2 separate regions of the Mus musculus genome follow, and region 1 is linked to region 2. Evidence: chromatin contacts called from ENCODE Hi-C or POLR2A ChIA-PET data. All regions are on one chromosome and are shown on one strand. The core of a region is the stretch at or near the end of the contact, and the rest is flanking DNA. Distances in the headings are between cores, read along the strand shown.

What was found. A loop is a pair of places that touch in the nucleus more often than their neighbours do. ChIA-PET counts read pairs that join two places held with the same protein, here RNA polymerase II (POLR2A).
Region 1: a map of regulatory T cell shows a loop between it and region 2 (1.9-fold over the local background). The contact joins the promoter of Dis3l2 here to the promoter of Nppc in region 2. A Hi-C loop is called at or near these places in 1 of 37 maps with a recorded cell type or tissue (regulatory T cell). POLR2A ChIA-PET finds 5 or more read pairs at or near these places in 2 of 5 experiments (Patski and embryonic stem cell).

Annotation. Positions count from the first base shown.
Region 1 is chr1:86,702,317-86,706,961 of GRCm38, forward strand. Dis3l2 (DIS3 like 3'-5' exoribonuclease 2) reads left to right here and starts at 1,488. Exons shown (of 21, transcript NM_153530.2): 1 at 1,488-1,555.
Region 2 is chr1:86,668,482-86,673,093 of GRCm38, forward strand. It overlaps Nppc (natriuretic peptide type C), which reads right to left and starts at 2,092. Exons shown (of 3, transcript NM_010933.5): 1 at 1,868-2,092; 2 at 1,163-1,473. The coding sequence starts at 1,957. The coding sequence ends at 1,183.

The DNA of each region.
Region 1 (4,645 bases), core at 238-2,737, 33 kb after region 2:
TGTTCTAGGAGGATTATACATGGACCAGAAAGGCATGTGGAGCAAGGCTCTTAGCCCCCATCCACTACAAAGTGTGCTGTGGACTTCCTTCAGCTCACATGAGGAAGACAGGCTCACTAGACTTAGGAGTCATGGTAGTACATGCACTCAGCCTTCACACCAGATGTTCAGTCAAAATGTGGTCTTAGACACTAATGATCTTGACTCTCCTTCCTTTGTCCTTGCCATTCTATTCTTGAGTTTATTTTTGGTTTTCTTAGCTCACCTCCCATTTCTGCCCCCCACCCATACCCCATTTGTTTGTTTGTTTGTTTTTCCAATCCTTTGTTCTTTGTCTCTACTGGATTTCCCCATCCCTGTTTCCACTATCCTGCTTACTAGTCACAGAATCCCCAAACCTCTGCCATTTATTCTCTGCAGTTAGAACAGGCAAGGTTTGCTTACACGCAAGTTTGTCTAAGGGTTCTGAAAGGATCTGAGGAGGAGCGAGAAAAAATAAAATAAAATAAGAATCCGCAGGCTCATTCCTTAAGCAAGCATGGAAGTTATACCAAGGTGGGGCTTCTTAAAGCAGGAAGAAATCCAGAAGTTTCCCATATCTTCTTTTCTTGACGCTACATGGAGAAAAACGAAGCTGCCTCCTTCACACGTAGACAGCTGGTTAAACCAATCATGAAAAGACTCACAGTCCAATGAAGTGCACTCCACTCCCTACTTTGACATTGTAGTATTGAATTTTGATTATTCTACTGGCATCACTGAACACATGATCTCCACAACAGTTGGCAGCTGTGACCAGCTCCTCACTAACTTTTTTTGTTTGTTTGTTTCCTTTTCATACTTCCCAGGACGCTCTTTGGGTTTCCTTCTCTGTGGTTCAGAGTCCTCATGTTTTCAATTTTTGATCCATTTGCCTATCAGGCCATGCTGCCTTCCTGCAGCCTTAACACCACATTGCAGGTATTCCATGGCTTGACCCACTTTCTCTCCCCCTCCACTTGGTTGAGGTTTCTTTGCTCTTCTCTTCTTTTGCCTAGGCTAGCCTTTCTCGCACAGGCTTTATAGCTTCCTTCGCTCATCTGAGCTAGCTGGACACTGTCACCTCTCTGGTTACCAGCCTGCGCGTGCCAACAATGCACCTAGTCCTGTACAGGTGTCCAGTGAAGGAGTGATGGGCCAATGCTTGGATGAATAAAGACTTGGTAACTAGGAAGGTGGTGGCGTTGGTGCTGAGAGCATCCAAAAGTCAGGTGGAACCTGCAACGTGACAACGGCTGGGTGGTGGGTTTAGGATCCAGATAGCGCGAGAGGGACCCCAGTCAGAAAGGCTGCTGTCGCTAAGGCGGGAGCCGCCCACGCGGGATGAGCCTCGTACCGCCCCTCATTCAATCCCGTGGTCCTGCAGCGACCACCGCCTCCACCGCCCACTAGCCCCGCGCTTCGCTCTTGGCTCAACCCGGCCACCGTCGCTCTCGGAACGCTCGCTCGTGACCCGGAAGCGCATTCTCCCTAGCAACTGCGGGTCTGCGGCGCCGCCGGCCTCCCGGGAGCGACGGTGAGGCTCCTGCCCCCTCCCCCTGCGCACGCCCCGGCCGTCCGGCCTGGCCTTCCCTCCGCGCCGCGTTTCGCGGCCGGGACCGTGCGTCCTAGCCTCACGGGGCGCCCGACCGCGGCGCCTCTGGTCGCCTTCCGCCGGCCCCGACCCGGCCTCAGGCTCCTCACGCCCCGTGGGCCCTAACTTTTTATATTTCAGTTCAGTGCGAGAGGAGGGAGAGGGGACTGGAGTCGGTGTCTGGGAAGCCGCGACTTTCCGAGGCTTGGGGCACCTGGGGACGTGTTCTCTCGTGGGTCCTGATGGAGGCTGATAGGCTTGTGGTGCCTCCGGAGTGATGAGCGGCAGCGCTTGCTGATCACCCGAGCTTTCCAAAGTGATATAGACTTTATCAGGTGTCTATACGCTTTGAACCGAGCATTTATTTCCCCGGGAGTTAGCTTTGCAGTTAGGAATGAGCTGTGGACAGTATATTGTATTTTAGCTGTTGTGGTGTCCAGTTTTATACAGAAGGGACGTCCTGGGACCTGACTAATCTTGGGAAAGATTGCAAGTAAAATTTACTCCGTTAAATAGGGCCAGGTGTAAATATATCTCTGATTTACACTTCAAAAGATAACAGTGGCACCGAAAACCTCTTTTGAGTTTGGACAAGTGACACCAAAAAGACCTTAGACATTGCTGTTCTTAATAGAATGATGGCGTGAAAACATAGCTGTGAACAATTTGCAGAATTATTTAGGAATAAAATTCAGGAGCCTTTTGAGATTCATCATTGAAAATGGTATCATTTAGTTTCAGTACTAAGCACCTGTAGTGTTAATGCACTTGAAATAAGTTTTAGAAGACATACGAGGTTGTACACATTCCACCATTGGGAAAACAAGAAGATGACATATGATTAAATACAATCTATGTGGTAGGTATTCAGTGCTGTGTAGTAGGTTAGGGGGTGGGACTTTTAGGAACATAGTTGATTTGCCTCTAAAGGATAGATACACTATGTATTGGAGGGAACTGAGCGAATGAAATAATTTTGTAAATAATATTCTTTAGGGCTTGGGAAACGTTTTCACGTGGTTTAGTTCTTATTTAAAAAATTAAAGTCACTCTGATCCTGATCCATTTCTTTAAGAACACACCATGTTCTTACCCCGTCTAGATCTTTTGCTTCTGCAGTCAGTCTTATTTTTATGTAAAACACAACAGTTTAAGCAGAGTTACTGTTTAATACGTGAGACTTAAGAGTCTTGTGGAAATTTTGCTCTTTGACTGATATTCTTTATTTTTGAGTGTTTAATGTGTAGCAGGCGCTGTGTCAGGAGACAGCAAAAACAATGGTTACTCAGCAACCAATTACTATGTTTTATCTATGGTATGACCCCCCAACCCTGTGTGTGTGTGTGTGTGTGTGTGTGTGTGTGTGTGTGTGTGTGTAGCTTATCCGTCTTTGATGCTCTGCTTGACTTAAGCTGTAGGAAGACCTTAGCAGTCCTTCAGCAGGTGCTGTGCTTGGCTGTGGAGTTAAGAATGAATTCAGATGTGACTTCTGTCTTTAGCAGACAATATAGCTGCAGTTGTGATATGTTAAGGGAAGTCACAAATGCAGCATATGAATGGAGAGATTCGGGATGCGTGGGAAAGGAAGTGCTCCAGTCTCACTGAAGATAGCAGGGCAGAGACCCTGTGCTGGCAGAGTGGCTGGAGAGGACCAGGGACAGAAGGTACAGCTTTAGAGAGGGAGCTGGGGCCACATGGAACAATCTGGTAGGACAGAGGGCTGGAGCAGTGGCGTGGGTCCAGATTCTGCTGGACCCTGTAGGCAAGCTGAATTTTTCTTTGTGCTTTGAATAAAGAGAAGCCTCTATGGAAGGTTCTACTTAGGGACTTAGGCTGTGTGTTGGGTTGGGATGACATAGTGTGTTTGTGTCTGAATAGCATGCTTTGTGTTTCTACCACTGGTTAGCCTTTGTATTGTTTTCCCATTCCTTGTTCTTCAACTTGCTCCCTATATTTTGTAAATTTTAATAAAAAAACCACTAAATTTACATCTATTTGTGTGTGTGTGTGCGTGTGCGTGTGCGTGTGCGTGTGTGTGTGTGTGTGTGTGTGTGTGTAGGCTTGTGGGGGTCTCTCCTGCTACCAGGTGGGTCTCTGGGGATTGAACTCAGGTGGTCAGACTTTGTGACAAATGCATTTTTTCCTGAGCCATCTCATTGCCTCTCATGCTTTATTATAATTTGAGAAGTCTCCATATCCCACTTGCAAGATGTACTCATTTTTCTTTTATTTGGGAAAAAAAAGAATTGGGGCTGAAGAGATGGCTCAACTTTTAAGGGCTAGACTCCTAACCAAAAATATAAAAGAGATCATTATGGCTAGTTGATTAGAAGTAATTTTAATCAGTACTACTGCTTGGAAACCAGTTTTTGTGACTTTTTTTTTAAACTCTTTTTTTTTTTAAAGTTGTAGTAAACCACATAATATAAAGCCTACTGTCAGGCTGGGGATTAGCTTAGTTGGTGAAGTGTTTGCAGCACACGAGGACCTGAGATCCATATCCCAAGCAGCCATGTAAAACCCACACCTGGTGTCATGTGCTTGTAATAGCTGTGCTCAGGAGACAGAAAGATCCTTGTGTTCTGTTGTGATCTGTGAACCCCAGGTCCCAGTGAGAGACTAGCTTAGAACAAAAGAAAACCAAGCAAAACAAAGCAGCCCCCGAGCCCTCCCAAATGAAAACCAAGGCAGACAGCTTCTGAGGGTAACCTAAGGTTGACTTGCTGGTTTCCAGGTGCATGCGTCCATCCACAGACACCTAATCACTTCCAAGTGTTTAGTTCAGTGGGGGTAACGTTTCAGTGAAGCGTAGCGTAGGTCTAGAGAAATCCGCTCTCTTCTCGCCTGCTCTTGGCAACCATCTTTCTGCTGTCTGTTGTCATAATTTTGGCCCCTTTGTTTAAGTGAGTGGACTTGTGCATTGCTCCTAACGTCCCTGTCTTCCATCACTCAGCTCAAAGCCATCAACTAATCTCTGGGCTTCATTCACACAGTTGGGGCAAAATAGTTTATATTTTTTTAAATCTTCTATTT
Region 2 (4,612 bases), core at 842-3,341:
GTCTGTCACTTAAGTTACTCATGAATTAATATGGGGACACAAGTACACAGAGCACTGCACTTCTGCAAAGGTCTCTCATGCCTTTAAAAAAAAAAAGGCTCCTGTCATGTGATGGGGGAGGTGTTCCTACTCCTTACTGGGAAAAGAATGGCCACTGGTCAATCTTCCTGGGTTGGGGAGAGCAGCCTCCTCACCACTGGGGTGGGCTAGAGCAAGAGGCAAAGCCAAGGAACAGCAGAAGCCTGACTGTCAAGCACTTATCTAAGTAAAGTGTGTCTCATCACATCATCAGGGATAGAGAGCAGAAGGAAGTCAGGAAGGACCCAGCAGCTTATGAGGATGCTGGGAAGATGGAGGCTTCCCGTCTCCATGGAGGGGAAGGAGGCCAGAAATAGTTCAGAGCACCACAAGGCTGGTAAAGAACTCACTGTGGACACACTGAGTTTGAGGTTAGGTCACGAAATAAGCTTTAGCTTGTTCCTTTGCCTCTCTCTTGAAACAGGGTCACCAGCCTAAGGTTCATCTCGGAAGCCCCAGGGCAGCAGCATCAGGACCCTGGATAGACCAGTTTGCCCACAGTTGAGTTGAGAGCAGGGCTAAGATTCAGAATGCCCCAGGCAGAAGAGTGCCCTGCTGCTGCCACAGAGGTTCTCTCTACTAGGAGGGGGCAGGCATATCTGCATGCCTGCCTCACCTGAGGGACAACAGCCCCAGAAAGGCATCCTAGCACTTGACTGCTTGGCTGCTGGCACAGGGCTGGTGGTACATCTTTCTCTCCCTCTTTCCAGGATCTCTCTAACAAGTTTCCAGTTGGCTAGCTGGCCAGTGGTCAGTGGTGGGTTTGGAGGCTGGGACTGCATAAGCCTGTCTCTATTTTTCTAGAGGAAGCCAGATGGAGTACTCTAAGGCTGAACCTGGTCTCTGACCTGGCCCGTGTTCACTTTTTTGTTGTTGTTGTTTTTTAAATCTGTAAAATGGGATATGTGAGGTGGCAGGCAAATGTCTGGGTACACTTGATCCCATGCCTAAATTGGTTGGGGGAAGGTCACAGAACATAGGGATCAGGGAGGAAACCAAACAGTCTGCGAAGGACAGTGATAAGAGCTTGGCTCTCTTGGGTGCAGAGCTAGGCGAGCGGGGAGCGTCCGATGGTGTTACTTACCGCCGCCAGGGGTAGCTGCACTAACATCCCAGACCGCTCATGGAGCCGATCCGGTCCAGCTTGAGGCCAAAGCAGCCTTTGGACAAGCCCTTCTTGTTGCCGCCTTTGTATTTGCGCGCGTTGGGGTGCTCGTGCAGAAGGCGGGCCCAAGCAGCCCGGGACTTGGTGTCCACACGCAGGTCCCGGAGCAGTCGCGATCGGTCTCCCTTGAGATTGGCTCCCCCGCTGCCTGGAGTCTTGTCACCCTTTTTCTGATTGCCACCAGCTGCCTGGGAATCCGCCAGCTCCTCCCCTGGCGGGGTTCTCGGGACCTGTCGGAGAAAAGAGTGGACAGGTGAAAGAGTGCACCGATGTAGCATAGATGACTTTTACGGGGCCCAGAGTGGCGTGGCCCTTCTCAGCCATGAGCGTGCCTCCACCGATGCGGGACAGCTGAGTCCAGCATCCACCTGCCACGCAGCCTTCTTGCCTGCTCCTCCGGGGAGCCCATTGCTCTTCCCGTGCCGCAGGTCATGCTGGGCACATTGGGGCACGGGAGGTGTGCATGTGTCGACATTCTCCCGAGGCTGGGAAATGAACCCGAGAAGTCCCCGCTTTGAGGGAGCAAGTCCGAGGGGGTCTGCCTTTCCGGGTTCTCTGCTCCCTCCTGCGCACCACATCTTTCCACGCCCCTCACAAGCCCAGCGTCCCCGCGACAGCACCCACCTTCGGTGGTGTCCCGGGCTTGGCTTCAGAGGGCCGGAGCGAGAGTAGCGCGAGCAGCAGGGCGCAGGCGATCAGCTGGGAGAGGTGCATGGTGCCGATGGGACCGAGGTGTGCAGACGGTCTGCAGCCGGGACTGCCGGTGAGCAGTCGGATAGGCGGATGCGGAGCAGGATTGCCAAGCGAGCACAGGTCCTACTGCTGTGCGGCGCCGGCTGGGTGCGCTCTGAGTCCGTGGCTCCGCTGGAGCCTTTATAATCCAACCTGCCGCTGATGTCATCTTCCCGCCCACCGGGCCTCCAGGGCCAATGGCACAGCGCACGCGGCCGAATCGACGGCCCGGAGGGGGCCGGGAGGGGGCCGGGAGGGGGCCACGGGGGCTCCCTCTTCTGCTCCAACCCACATCCCACCTCCGAAGGAGCCGGCGGCTCGGCTCGCTGCGCTCAAAGCCACAAAGCGGCGCGCAGAAAAGAACTCCATTTGTAGAATGCGCTTCGCCCTAGTACTCAGGCTTCTAGGCGTCCCTGCGCTGTGTATCTGCTGCTCCTGATACGTGTCTGTACTCCTTCTGCAGGTGCAAAGGCTTAGAAGAAATGTCCTTTATGCAAAGTTACACAGGTTGAAAGTTGGTGCGGCCCAAAATCTACACAGATCGCTCTGTTTCCAAACTCTTCACAAATGCTGCCACGCGCTAGCCAGGGTGGAAGGGCTGACCATGTCTACACGCTCAAACATGGGGGCGGCAGAGGATGGGGTTAGTAGATCCCAGTGGGAAGTGGAGGGAGAGCTTGAATGTTGTAGCTGCAAAGGAGACTTGTAAGTCTCGGATACCCACGAGTGAGAGGATGTCATCAACCCACGAGTGTGAGCCAGGAGTTTGTGTGTGTGTGTGTGTGTGTGTGTGTGTGTGTGTGTGTGTGTGTGTGTGTTGGGAGGTTAGGAGGCAGGTAGCTTTCCTTCAGTGATGTACTGGCCCTTCCTGAAGGTGGAGATGTCCACTTTAGTGTCCTGAATACCCTAAGAAACTATGGGCAGTACTGGGTTTTAACCAGCTCCAAGCCTCAATAGGCCATCGCCATTGAGTTTGGGGTTGTAGTTGCCTTCTGGCTATAGGGACCGGGCCACTTATTTCTGCTGCACACAATTCCTCGCCTTGACCTGGAATCTTGGTCCATCGGACTCTAGGGAGCTCTGCAATTTAGAGCCACGAGAGAACTTGTAGTTTCAAGAATGGAGTGATGTGCAAGAGTTTGTGTCCCTTCTCCTGAGCAGGATGCAGGCTTGAGCGAGGGAAATGAATGTTGGCAGGGTCCCTGTGGTCTCATGGAGCAAAGAGCCTGGGAGAGAGGACGAGAAGCAGGAGCCAGTTAGCTTCTTACAGAGAAAGGGAAGTGGGAAGAGAGGGTAGTGGGAAGACTGCTGGGATGGACATGGGTCTAGAGGACCCAATGCTTCTGGAGGATACAGAGGAAGCAAGAGTGTACTGAGTGTGCCGTCTACTTCCTCGTCCTTTCCTAGCATGCAACCCAAAGACTCCAAATGAGGACCACAAGCTCCTTCCAGCCTTTCGTTTGGGAAATGACTCACAGGTGAGGTTTGATTTGAGTCAGCATATTGCCCAAAGAAAGATCTAGACATCAGTTTCAAGTCCTTTGTCAGTTCTGGAAGGTTGGTGGCTCATCTCCATTCAGCTCCTCCCTCCATGGCCTTTCTGTGTTACTACATACGAAACGACAACCGTGTTGTGCTTGAGAGGGAGAGAGAGAGGAGAAAGGAGATGAGGGTGAGGCCTTCAGCTGCTTCATGGAGTGTCTTTCGCCTAAGGGGCAGGAGAGTACCATCCAAGCTTTGAGACCGCAGCAGTGTCTTATAAGGCCCCTTATTAAGGATAAGTTGGGACTGTTCAGTCTTGATAGCTACTTTCTAAAGGACTACAGATGGTTTTCTTTTATCCTGTCTTGGTAATGGGCTGGTAACTAGGTCTTCTTCAGGAGGTTTGAGGCTTTGTAAAACTGATGATACCCATGGTCTTGTGGGGGATGACTACATCTGTACTACAATCGACATCTCTTCAAGGAAAAATTTATCTATCTATCTATCTATCTATCTATCTATTTATTTATTTGTGTGTGTGTGTGTGTGTGCGCGTGCATTCGTGTGTGTGTGTGTGTGTGTGTGTGTGTGGTGCAGGCATGTGTGTACTGTGATGTATTTTGGTGTGTGTGTGGATGTCAGAGGACAGCTTGCAGGAGTCAGTTCTCTTCCATCATGTAAATCCCAGGGAGGAACTTGGGCTTCTTGGTGGCAAGCCCCTTCGCACATTAAGCCATCAAGTTGGTCCTGCAGGGGAATCTTCTGATGACCTACAGCTTCTGATCTCTGAGTGTAGTCATCTATGGTAGGTCCTGGATGAGTTAACCTTGGGCTAGGCTTTCCTGCCGCTTCTGGTGCTGCTACTGAACCGATTCCTTTGTTGGGGCAGGAACCTGTGGGCAGAGAGTCTGGGGGTGGGCTGTAGGGACATTGGGGCAGGGAGGCAATGGACACATATGTGCTCAGAGACTGAAGGTCTGCTGCTCCTCATGGCTTCCTTCCTGGGCCTAGATTTGGGATCTTAGCTCCCTTTCTCTGGGAAGTCTACTTCTCCTGCCTTTGGCTCTGGGAACCCAGTGGAGATGGAGGAGCAGTGGTCCAGCCCACTGAGCAGCTTAAATGAACGGACCAGGCACTGAGCTGACTGTTCAGTGT